Linked DNA regions of Homo sapiens: region 2 is linked to region 1. Evidence: chromatin contacts called from ENCODE Hi-C or POLR2A ChIA-PET data. All regions are on one chromosome and are shown on one strand. Each heading gives the region's core, a stretch centred on a gene start or an enhancer-like site at or near the end of the contact. The rest is flanking DNA. Distances are from core to core; before and after follow the strand shown.

Evidence for each region. A loop is a pair of places that touch in the nucleus more often than their neighbours do. ChIA-PET counts read pairs that join two places held with the same protein, here RNA polymerase II (POLR2A). Pooled maps may share reads with other maps.
Region 2: a pooled map shows a loop between it and region 1 (3-fold over the local background). The contact joins two enhancer-like sites. A Hi-C loop is called at or near these places in 1 of 37 single-sample maps with no recorded cell type and 8 of 50 pooled maps. POLR2A ChIA-PET finds 5 or more read pairs at or near these places in 1 of 52 experiments (H1).

The regions. Positions count from the first base shown.
Region 1 is chr6:130,622,195-130,628,862 of GRCh38, forward strand. No RefSeq gene overlaps it. Among named protein-coding and RNA genes, the nearest start is that of SMLR1, 200 kb to the right of the region's middle. RefSeq lists a silencer at 3,990-4,284. Within about 2 kb of position 3,802, at least 2 of the 41 ENCODE cell types and tissues checked have a DNase peak (open chromatin) inside an H3K27ac peak, as active enhancers do.
Region 2 is chr6:130,672,657-130,679,324 of GRCh38, forward strand. No RefSeq gene overlaps it. Among named protein-coding and RNA genes, the nearest start is that of SMLR1, 150 kb to the right of the region's middle. Within about 2 kb of position 3,580, at least 2 of the 41 ENCODE cell types and tissues checked have a DNase peak (open chromatin) inside an H3K27ac peak, as active enhancers do.

The sequences.
Region 1 (6,668 bases), core at 2,552-5,051:
TTTAATGTAGAATCTACTCTCCTAGAAAATTTTTACATGTACAATAAAGTATTCTTAACTATAGGCATTATACTATTCAGTATATCTCTAGGACTTACTCATCTTGCATAGCTGAAACTTTGTGCCCTATGACTAAAATCTCCCCATTTCCCTCTCTCCATGACCTCTGGAAACCACCATTCTACTCTCTGTTCTATGAGTTTGACTATTTTAGATTCCTCATATAAGTGATATCATGTAGCATTTGTCCTTCTGTGCCTGGCTTATTTCACTTAGTATAATGTCCTCTAGGTTCATCCATGTTGTTGCAGATAGCAAGATTTTCTTAAGACTAAAAAATATGTCATTTTATGTAAATATCACATTTTCTTTATTCATGTGTCTGCTTGGACATTAAGGTTGTTTCTATATCTTGCTACTGGGAATAATGCTGCCATGAACATGGGAATGCAATTATCTCTTTGAGAATCTGATTTCAATTCCTTTGAGTATATTCCCAGAAGTGAGATTGCTACATGGCAGTTTTTTTTTCCCCAGGGAATCTCCATACTGTTTCTGTAATGGTTGCACCAATATATATTCCCGCCAATAGTATATAAGGATTTCCCTTTTTACCACATAGTCACTAACACTTGTTATCTTTTGGGTTTTTTTTTTGGGGGGGGGGGTTGTTGTTTATAATAGCAGTCATAACATATGTGTGGTGATATCTCACTGTGGTTTTGATTTACATTTTCCTGATCAGTAGTGTTAAGCATTTTTTCCTATACCTGCTGGTCATTTCTCCTCCGGAGAAATGCCTATTCAGATCTTTTGCCCATTTTTAATTGGATTACTTTTATCTTTGCTATTGAGTTCGACTTTCTTATATATTTGGATATTAATCCTTTTTCAGATATATGATTGCAAATATTTTATCCCATTCTGTAGGTTGCCTTTCCATTTTCCATATTTCCTTTGTTGTGAAGAAGGTTTTTAGTTTGATGTAGTCCTCCTTGTCTGTTTTTAGTGTCATATTCAAGAAACCATTGCCAAGACCAATGTCATGGAGATTTTCTCTTATGTTTTCTTTTAATAGCTTTGCAGTTTCAGGTCTTATGTTTAAGTCTTTAATCCATTTAATCCAACATGAGTTTTGTGCATGCTGTAAGTCCAATTTCATTCTTTTGCATGTGTTTATCCAGTTTTTCCAACAGTAATTATTGAAGGGACTATCCTTTCCTTATTGTGTATTTTTGGCACCCTTGTTGAAAATCAGTTGATGTTATATGCTTGATTTTATTTCTGAGTTTCCTATTCTGTTCCAATTGATCTATTTGTCTGGTTTTTTTTTTATGCCAGTACCATATTGTTTTGATTACTATAGTGTTGGGATATATTTTGAAGTCAGGAAGTACAATACGTCCAACTTTGCCCTTCTTGCTGGAAATCCCTCTATTTAGGGTCATGTGTTCCATATGAATTTTAGGATTGTTTTCCTATTTGTTTGAAAAATGCCATTGGGATTTTAATAGAGATTGCATTGAATCTATAAATCACTTTGAGTAGTGCAGACATTTTAACATTAATTCTTCCAATCCATGAACATGGGATATCTTTACATTTATTTGTGTCTGCTTTAACTTCTTTCATCATTGTTTTCTAAATTTCAATGTACAAGTCTTCCACCTCCTTGGCTAAGTCATTTCCTGAGTCCTTTCTATAGCCATTGTAAATGGGGTTGTTTCCTTAATTTCTTTAATTCCCCAGAGATGTTTGGATTGCAAACAGATAATTCCACTAGCTATAGAAAAATCTATAAATGTTGACTTTCAGATTTATTTTCCAAGTATCCTTTGAAAGAAACAAATAGCATTTTTGTACAGATCCCCCAAAAATGATAATTTCATTTTTATATTTTAAGTCAATTTAAATTCAATCTTGAACCTAGAAAAATTAGAGTATTAGTCTGCTTCAATGCCCACACTCCTGTGAACATTGTCAGAGTCAAAATGGAGTAAATTGTGTTTAAAATTCTGGCAAATAGAGCTGGGAAAGTCCACGAAGGAAGGGTTCTCATGCATAAATGACTAATAGCAAGAACTATCACAAAAGACGCTGCAAAACCACAACTTTGCACAAAGGCCATGGCAACTTTACACAAAAATATACTTCTGCAAGGACATCTGCCCAGCAACTACCTGTCCAACCTCAGACCAGCAAGGTTATTGACTTTTTTAGCCAAGGATAATTACCTTAAAACAATTATGTAAACTTTATCATTTTTCTTTTAAAAATCCTGGTCTTCTTTTACCTTCCTGAATACGCACATAGTTTACTGTGGCACACATATTCCCTTTGCAATGCCCTATTTCAAGAAAATAAATATTTTCTTTTATAGAGCGTCTCTCTGCTTGTTATTAAGGTTAACACTCGCTGCTGCTTCTTAAAACACACCAAAAATAACTGTTTTTTCTTTCAGACTTTTCCTGAGAGAGCATATATTCAAAATTCTCTAGTTTTCTGTTTATTGTTGTCATTGTTATTGCTGCCTGTAAGACAACAAATATACCAAAAGCAAGAGAATACTTTCATCTAACCAATTTTTCATGCCCAACAAGTTGCTAAAGCAAGATTGATGAGTGAACGGCTAGAATAATAGGAAGAACAAACTTTTTCCTGCTGGTGGGATAAGCTGGTGCTCAGCTGGAAGCAGTTCTCTAACTGCTGAAAGAATAATGGAAACTTCTCTGGAACATCCTTAGGGAATTTAATACCTGTAAATGAGTGAAAGGAAAAAGGTACAATGTGCACAAACAAGCATATACACATCTTGAAATGAATTCTAGATCCTGAAGCTTAATTCACAGCTGCTAGTATTGAAATCCTTTGTTTAGAATAATTTAGAGCAAATTTAACCAGTAATTAATAAAATAGATTTTACAGTAATTGAAGTTAGATAGCGAAGTTGATAATTATTTTGGAGCTTTAGAATTTTTCTCTCTACAAACTAGATTTCTAAGAATATTCTTTTTTTTTTTTTTTTTTTTTTTTTTTGATATGGGGTCTTGCTCTGTCACTCAGCTTACTGCAACCTCCACCTCCCAGGCTCAAGCAATCCTCCCAAGTCAGCCTGCCAAGTAGCTGGGACTACAGGTGTGCACCACCACACTCTGTTAATTTTTGTATTTTTCACAGAGGTGGGTTTTCACTATGTTGCCCAGGCTTGTCTCAAACTCCTGGGCTCAAGCAATTCACCTGCCTTGGCCTCCCAAAGTGCTGGGATTTCAGGTGTGAGCCACCGTGACCGGCCCCTGAGAATATTCTTAAGATATTTACAGTGGAATAGGTAAAGTGAGTGATAGGGAGTGCTGAAGATAATAAACAGAACTCATTATCTGAAGTTATCAGTAGTTCGGTTTTCTCACAGTTAATCCATATTTATGAAAATAATAAGTTGTCAATCAAGAATAGAATCAATAAAAATATTTATTAATCTGCCATGTTAAGACTACAGGCACATAAAAACAAAGAGATTAATTCAAACATTTCATCTGCATAATACCTCAAACCTGACTATTTAAAAGTGGTTGGGTAATTAAGTAGACATTTCACTTTTTATACAAATATTTGGAATCTTTCCATGCCTAAGGTTTATTTTCTTCATTAAAGTGTTATGATTACTGCCACTTACCTGGGAAATAAAATGTGACAGGAAGTTCATCATGAAATGGAGATGCCATTCCCTGCCTGGGACTATTTCCCACTCTTGTTCCATCTGTACAATAGTCATTCTATAACCTCGGCCCCAGAGGGTCTGAGGTTGGGACTTAGCCTTACCAACCAAAGAAACAACTCCTGGTCTGAGTCATAGAGTCATAAATTTAGTCACATAAAACTGTCATCTTCAGTGACACTCATTGAAAATGTGCCTGGACCTATACAATTTCCTTTAAATTAATTTCAATTTCCAGGGAAAAATGATTCAGAAAGCAAATAACGTTAATGTTCTTCCCACAAATTCAAAATAATTTTGAGAATTTCACCACTATATAGTCAGTTATAAGATGGCAAAATAAAAACATTTTTCAAATTCTTAAAGCAGTGAGATGCTAATTGTTCATTTGTGAAAAGCCAGAAGCCCTGTTTTTAAATAACAGTGCATCAATTTCCAACTTGAAACAGATGTTGGCACTTGGGATGACTCATTATTCTTAACTCCTGTCGGAGCACTTGCCCACTGGGCCTCAGATTAAATTTCAGAACACAGGCAGCAGCACTAACTTCTGAGAAGAAAATGTCACTAGAATGCCATTTCACATCAGTGACAGTGGCTTCTTCAGAAAATTAAGCTTCATTTCATGTCTGCAAGAACAGTGACCATTGACTCACCACTGCGTTAGTTCAGCTTGCCCAATAATAACTACAGAGCTTCACTCTAAAATCAAGTGCAATAGCTGCAAACAAGCTTAGAAACGGGACTCAGACAGAGCACCTAATAACTGCCCTCGCAGTTACTTTTCTTCAAAACTCATTCTACTTCTAAAGATCTATAGAATATGGACATAATTTGGTCCTTAAAGTCTAAAATAGACAATGCAAATTTGGCTAGATGAATTTGATCATTTGATCAGAATCATCAAGCGCTATCAGAAATTTATCATTACATATTATTTTTTACTTAAGCTCAAAGACTTTATTTAAGTTTCCAAATCTTATTTAAAAACACATTCCAAATTAAGTTATGGGAGAGTGAACAGTTCTGTGTAAATTCTAATTTAACTTAATTTTTTAAAAGACGAAGATCTGATCTCTCGATCAGGAGGACTCTCTAAACTTGAAAGCATTGGAAGGTATCAGAAAGGAAAATAATCACTGTATTTGCTTTCCTAAAAATGTAAAATATATGTATCTAAAAAGTGTCATTCAAAAATTAAGAAACATATAAAACTGAGTAAATATTTATGATGAATATTGCAAAGGGTTGCATTCTTAATTTAAATTGATAAATGACCACCAAAATATCATTATACAAAAGACATGAGCAAGAAATTCACAGGTAAGGAAATATAAGTAGCAAGTACATTTAAGAAAAAAGTGTTCAACCTATCAATTAAACTGACAAGGTGTTATCTTTCTTTTAATAAATTGACACTATTTTATAAATATATTATTTTTAATATAAATATCATTTATTCTTGGCATTAGTATTAGTAGTATTATGTTAGTACTCTCAGTATTAGAATTAGTAGAATTATAAATTAGTCCCATCTTGCTAAAAAAAAAATGCATTGGCATTTTTTACTTGGAGCCTTAAAAATATGTACATGCTTTAGACCAGGAAAGTTTTACATACAAAGATCATTATTGCTATGTTCTTTATAAGAGTAAAATGTCCGAACCAACCTAGATGTTCAAAAATAGAGGAATATTTAAATTGATTATGAAATATACATATCCTATATTGTGTACAACTATGTAAGAATTTAAAAGTATACCTGCAAAGTATTTTAATTATAAGGAAACATATTTATGACATATTATCAAGAAAAAGTGTATACATTTTATAAAAATATAATCCTAAATATGAAAAAATATACCCATAGAAAAATACTGTAACTATACTTACACAAGTGATGATTATTACTTGGTAATTCACTATACAAGACAGTCCCCCTTCTTCGTACATTCTTATATTTTTTAATTTCCTCACAATAGGCATGTGTTACTTTAGTATTCAGGAAAAAATAAGCCTTAGTTTAAATGTGTATCAAAATGCTCACTTTAATTTTAAAAAACACATATTACACCTGTGACATTTGCAAAAGTAGTAGCAGAAAATAAATACATGTCTTGAAGAACTATAATTGGATTTAAGAACAGTTTGAACAATGTGTTTATTATACTTGGAAAAATATTCATTATAGAGGGTGACCACAAAGTCTAGAAATAAATGTGTATTATTTATCACATATCTTAATGTAATATCAATAATTCATCAATTGTGAATTTATCCATGTTTCCAGACTTGGTAGCCATCCTGTAATGAGCGATGGGATGTCAATCATTGAAAGGCATGTGTGGCAAATTTAAAAATTAAAAGAACTGAATCCATGACAACTTGTGATTCAAAGATCCCACTAAAACTTCATGGGATGGGGAAGAGGGTGATAAGAATAACTATAATGTTTTCTTTCTGGTAACCTCCCTTTTTCAGAAGGATCAATTAAAAGCCATATTAACACACTATACAGTTGATCAATAAAGTATACAATTTCTATCTGTGATCTTGCTTTAAACATGACAGATTTAATCTTAGAATAATCTGTCTCAAAACTGCTTAACAAGGCCAAACATGCATGTATTTTAATTAATCTTACTTGGACTAATGACAGAAAATACTACTGAGAAAATATTTTCACAAGAAACTATAAAGTACACTGCTTGAAATTAGCAAGACTTCTGAAAAGGGGCGTAAATGAAAAGCAAATACCTCCGGAAAACCTCTTCTCAAATTTGGGACTCTCTAGGTTTCTTAGTTCAGGGCCCAGAGGGCCGCCTCCAACCTGCAAGTGTGCACCAGAGTGTGCAGGGTCACTGTCCCTCCAGCAACCCTGACCCTTTATGCTTATATTGACGACTTTGCCTCTCATGCTCACTCATATACTGAGGATTCAGAGATGAATAAA
Region 2 (6,668 bases), core at 2,330-4,829, 50 kb after region 1:
GTAGAGAACCTAGCTACGTCATGCCCGGACTTAAGACCTATCCAACTGTGAGATCAATAAATAGGTTTAAGCCATTCCATCTGTGGAAAATTATTATATAATGATATAAAAAGCAATCCACTTTCGACACACCATCCTTGGCCTTCTTCCACTGAATAACCCCTCCTCAGCCTCTGAGATCTTCTGGAGAACTATGCGTCCACCAGCCAGTCTCTCAGCCCTCTCCTCCCGCCCCCTCATCCTTTCTCCAACCAGGCCCAGCTAAGTGCCTCTCCGTTGTTTTCCTAGAGTGGCAGTTCTCAAAGTCTCCAAGAGAGTTTCATTGGGTCCACCAGGATAAAACTATCTTCACACAAATGCTAACACAACATTTGCCTTTTTCACTGTGTTGACATTTGCTCTCATGATTCTGAAGCATCAGTGGGCGAAACTGCTGGTGCCCAGCAGGAGTCAAGGCAGTGGCACCAAAATGAACCAATAGTTACTGTAGTAATCATCATGATGTACCCACAATGAAAAATATTAATTTTATTAAATTTTGGCCCTCAAGTATACATCTTTTAATATTCTGAGTACCTAAATAGGATATAACATAAAACATTCCTGCTGCATACTGAAGTTTGATATTGTCTTAAAGATGTGCATGATGTCTGAGTTGAAAGCAGAACTAGTTATTTTTTTCTCATGGAACACCATTTTTACTCGAAAGAATAATTGAGAGACACACTATGGTTATTCAGACTTGGGTACTTGGCAGACATTTCAAGGAAAATTCTCACTTCAAAAAAAAAAAAACTATTGGCAGTATTTGTTGCCAATTATAAAATTTGAGCTTTCAAGGGAAAACTAGAATTTTGGTAGACATGTATCTGCCACAACGAATTTAAAGACAATTCTAATCTGTGATGAGATTACAGCAACAATATTGATGAATGTGGTTTTCAAAAATGTTGCATAATAAAATGTGTCAATATTTGAAAATTCTGTGTAATTCAGTGAAACTGTATTTTCTAAAAGACTGTGTCATAAAATCATACATGGGAAAAAGAGCAATTCAAAATGCAAAATAGATTAACAGAATTCATTGTAAGAGTACAGAAAGTTCACTAATACAGTTTTAGATTTTATATTATAAGTAACCTTTGATAAACTACTACTTGTTGTACAACAAAATAGAAAAAAATAAAAAAGAATTAACCTAATTAGAAAATAGGCAAAAGACTTGAATAGACATTTTTTCAAAGAAGGCATACAAATAGCCAACAACAGATATATGGAAAAATGCTCAATATCACTAATCATCAAGGAAATGCAAATCAAAGCCACAGCAAGATATCACCTCACATTTGTTAAGCTAGCAAGTGTTAAAAAGAATGTAGACAATGGAGAACGCTTACAGTGTTGGTGAGAATGTAAATTAGCACAGCCATTATGAAAAACATATGGAAGTTCCTCAAAAAATTAAAAATAGAGCTACCATATGATCTGGCAATCCCACTTGTGGTTATTTGTCAAATGGAAATGAAATCAGTATATTGAAGAGACATCTGCACTCCCTTGTTCATTGCAGTATTATTCTAAACAGCCGTGATATGGAATCAACCTAAGTGTCCATCAGTGAATGAATAGACAAAGAAAATGTGGTATATATACACAATGGAATACTATTCAGCCTTTAATAAGAAGAAAATTCTGTCATTTGCACAGCATGGATGAATCTAGAGGACATTATGGTGAGTGAAATAAGCCAGACACAAAAAGATACATACTACATGATCTCACTTATATATGGAATCCTAAAACGGGAGATGTTGGTCAAAGGGTACAAACTTTCAGTAATAAGATGAGAAAGTTCTGGAGTCCTAATGCACAGCATGATGATTGTATTTAATAATTGTTATAATAATAATAGTTAATAATTTTAAGTATGCAATACTGCACACTTGAAATTTGCTGAAAAAGTAGATCTTAAATGTTCTAACCACACACACACACACATGCACACACACACAAGGTAACTATAAAAAACAAAAGACATGAAGGAAACTACTACTATTGAATTTTTATGTATTATCAAAGAAGAATATATGCAATTATCTGAAATGGCTATTAAAATATTTCTCACTTAGGCAATCTTCTATTGGCATGATGCCAGAATTTCTTCATCTACTTAAAACAATTGCAATGGAATGCAATGGACTGAATGCAGACACAGATATGGGAATTCAACTGTTTTTTTTAATTAATCTAAATCTTAAATTGTTTTTTATTAATCTAAATAATAAAAAGGTTTCCCAAAATGTAAAATAATGTTATTCTTACCAATAATCTTTTGGTTTTGGAAAATGTAGTTATTTTTCATAAAATATGTTTCTTCTATTAATGGACAATGGGTTTATTATTTTTAATCAATAAACATTTTAATTTCTCAGTTTTAATTTCTGATTGATAGATTGACAATTATAACTCATACAAACAAAAGCTCTATGGGGTTCTCAATAATTTTTAAGAATGTAAGAAGGTACTGAGACCCAAAGATTTGAGAACTGCTGACCTTTGCATCCATCTTGAGATTTGTATTATACTGAAATTATCTTTCTTTGTGTTTATCTTTCCACTCCGGCTGTGAATGACTGATGCAAACCACAAATGACGTGTCATTGTGCCTCACGTACCAAGCACAGAATGTAGCATGTACTGGTGCTTAACAAACATTGATTATTGAGTTCCAAGCTCAATTGGTATAACCTGTTCCCTCAAAGAACTAACTATATCACTGGAGAGTTAGGATATGCACCCCAAATAGAAAAATTATATATTCTGATTTTATTAAAGTGCCAGATGAGTTATAAGGGCAGAAAAGTAAAAACATTTAGAAATTTGTGAAGATAAAATACCCAAAATATCTTTATATTTACTGATCCCTGTAAAAATAAGGCTATTTGAAAATTCTAAGAGGTTACACAAATATTTTAAGAAATATTTACAACAAAATTCCAACTTATTAAAAGAATTTGGATAGCCTCCTTTGCTTCTTTCTATATACAAAATTAGCTATGATTTTAAACTGTAAAAACTGAAACTTGATCCCCTTGAAAAGCATTCTAGGATTCTAGCAATACCCAACTATGATCAATTAAAGATAAATTGGTGTTGTGAATTAATGCATTTATATAAGAGAGAAAACATCATAATTTGAAGCTACTTGTGAACACTAAGCTTGAAATGGAAAAACAAGAGTGTTGCTAGGAAATAAGTGAAAACAATCAGCTATTTTTATAGTCCAGAGCATCTTATCCCCTTAATGTGTTTTATTTAATTTGTTTATTGCTTTAAAAGACATTATTTCATATTAGAGGCATGATTTGGAATATGTACCTGAACAGCAGACTCTTTTGTGGAGGGAAATGAGTTTTACTAAAAGATGTCAGCTAATGGAGTCTTCCATTGGCCAAGATAAGTTTATTTTTATTGATGGTAACTATCTAGTCTCTAAGCTTAAGCAACCCAAACAAGTCCCCGGGCCCTAATAACTGCAACAGGTGTTTCTCAGGCTACCAGCCAAGAGCCACAGAGGGTCATCCTCAGAAAGAAAAGAGCAGAAATTTGTGACTTGGCTCCACCAGCTGGCTCCCTGGAATGCAGCACTTCCAAATCCCTTCTTCTGGCTCACAGAAAATATCAAGATTTTCCAGCACCTGCTGCCTTTTCCAGCTGCTGGCTCCTGGCTCCCACTTCCCCAGCCTACACCCAGAAAATCTTTGAGCTGCTCTTGCCCACCCTGCTGCCCACACTGTTTTCCAGGAAGGCCACATGCCTTCACTTTCTTTGATCTGGTCATTTTCCTCTTCTGTTTTTATGTCCCAAGTTGAAGTAAGACAGCAGCTCTGCCAGTCATGCATTTTTTGTGGCTCATGTGCTTTTTGTTGTTGTTTTGCTCCTTTTAAATAGCTCTACTCTTCTAAGGATTCTAGCAGTTATCCAAAGAGTTCCAGACTTCAAAACAATTCAGCAACACAACACAGTGTTCTTAAACAAAGGGGTTGATTGCCTTTTAGTTCAGTGTCAGTGGGTAAACTCCTTGAGATTCTTCATTATTGTGGACTGAACTGTGTCTCCCCAAAAATCATTGAAGTCTCAACTCTCAAGATGACTATATTTGGAGATAGGGCCTTAAAGGAGGTAATTAAGATTAAATGAGGTCATGAGAGTGGAACCATAAATATAGTAAGATTAGTGTCCTTATAAGAAAAGGATGAGACACAAAGAGCACATGTACACAAAGGAAAGTCCACATGAGGACACAGTGAGAAGGTGACTGTTTGCAATCCAAAGAGGGAGGGCTTACCAAAAACCAACCCTGCAGCACCTTGTTCTTGGACTTATAGACGCCAGAACTGTGAGAAAATAAATTTCTGTTGTTTAAGTCACCCCTTGCTGACTATTATCCCCTCTGAAACAAATGTACAAAAAGGAGAGCCAAGAGAACAGGAGGAGTCGTTATAATGGACAGAAAAACTTCACAACATTTCTGGAAAACCGAAGATGGACAAAAACTTACAGATAGATGAAATGACCAAAGAGGTCCACAGCCCAGACATAATTATGAGGAGGCAGCAGTATAGATGACAAGAAATGCCCTGTTGTAACTCCTGCAGGATGGAAGTGAGAAGTTACACTTTCATCCTCCTCCCCAAATCCTGCATCTAAAGCAAAGTCTGTTAGCATTTTCCCCTAAAGACTGAATAAAACATTTGAAGATAATTAAACTTTTTAGCTTAGTGACTCAAAATGAAAACTCTCTCTTTCTAACATGTGAACCTCTGTAGCCTAACAACTGACTTCTTACACATTTACCTGAACACAAATGCTATTAGTCAACACCACACAGAGTTTCTAGACAGAATTCATACTGAGAAGAGAGATTTTGAGGTAGGAAATCTTAAACAAGAGCAGAGAAAACTCAAATATATGCAGTCTTTCTGACTTAAAACAAGTGCATAAGCAATGGTTACCAGGTATTGAACTAGCAGCAGTAAAGAAAATCAATAACATAAATAAAAAATGACACTGGAAGAAATAGAGATAATTCAGGAAAAAGAAGAAAACTTTTAAGAAATATTCAAATGTATATGCTTTTTAAAAGATGAGCCATAAAACATGAACAGGATATTATGAAAAAAGAACAAAACCTTCTTGTATTAGTTATCCATCATTGCATAACAATGCATAACAAATTACCATGAACATGGCAGTTTATAACAATACCTATCTGTTGTGTAACAGTTTCTGCACGTTGGGAGTCTGGCCACAGCTCAATTGAGCCTTCTGTTTAGGGTTTCACAAGGTTGCAGTCAAGGTGTTGACTGGGCCACATATTCATCAGGAGTCTAAACTGGGGAGGCTGAGGCAGGTGGATCACTTGAGTTAGGAGTTTGAGACCAGCCTGGCCAACATGGTGAAACCTTGTCTTTACTAAAAATACAAAAATTTAGCCGGACGTGGTGGCACGTGCCTGTAATCCCAGCTACTCGGGAGGCTAAGGCAGGTGAATTGCTTGAACCCCAGAGGTGGAGGTTGCAGTGAGCCAAGATTGCACCACTGCACTCCAGCCTGGGTTACAGAGTGAGACCAGGCCTCAATACACACACACACATACACACATACATACATACATACATACACACACTGGGGGAGAGTCTACTTTTGGGCTCACTGGGGTTGTTGCAGAATTAATTTCCTTTTGGTTGTAGGACTAAGAGCTCTGACTCTTTGCTGACTTGACTAAGGCCACCTTCCATCCTCTAGAGCCTGTTTTCATCAGTTAGAGGCTGTTCACTGTTACTAAGTCTCTCTACAGTTCCTTCCAAAGAGAGCTTCCCCAACAGTACCACTTACTTCATCAAGCCAGTAAGGAAAGTTTGTAGAGGAAGTCAACCAGCAAGATGAAATATTACATGACATATTATAATCATAGAAGTGGCTTCCTATCTGTTGTTTTGAAGCAAATGACAGCCTGTCCACATTTAGAGGCATGAACATCAGGAGGCAGTATCACGGAGTGATCAACTTAGAGTCTGTCTGCCATACATCTGAAAGATTAAGTTTGGTTAGTTACATTTTAATAACTCAGCAGAAATATCCAATATAATTAGTGAACACAATTTTTTAAACCCCCAGAATATAGAGCTAAAAGATAGTCAGAAAATATGAGAGAAAAGACAAGGGAAATTAAAGAGTTTTGTCCTCTAAAAAATAAAGATGTAGGAACAATAAGGAGTTTACTTTGGGAGAATACAAGAATGAGAGAGAAGGGATGTAGGAAGAGGAAGGGCATGAATAACTTTGGTAGAAATTAAAATGTTTTTTGCTTGGGTCTTTATGTATTTTAAGACCCTGGAGGTTGGCCATTTGCTAATTACGTGACCTTAAAACAAGTTACTATTCCTCTGGGATTCTCAACTCATCTATAAAATAAGGAAAATAAAAACCTCCCATCACATCACTTGTAAAGATGAAAGGAAATAATGCAGCTAAAGCACTCTCATGGTCAATGTTATGTGTCAACTTGTCTGGGATAAGGGATGCCCAGATAGCTGGTAAAACATTATATTTGGGTGTGTCTATGAAGGTATTTTCAGAAGACATTAGCATCTAAATCAACAGAC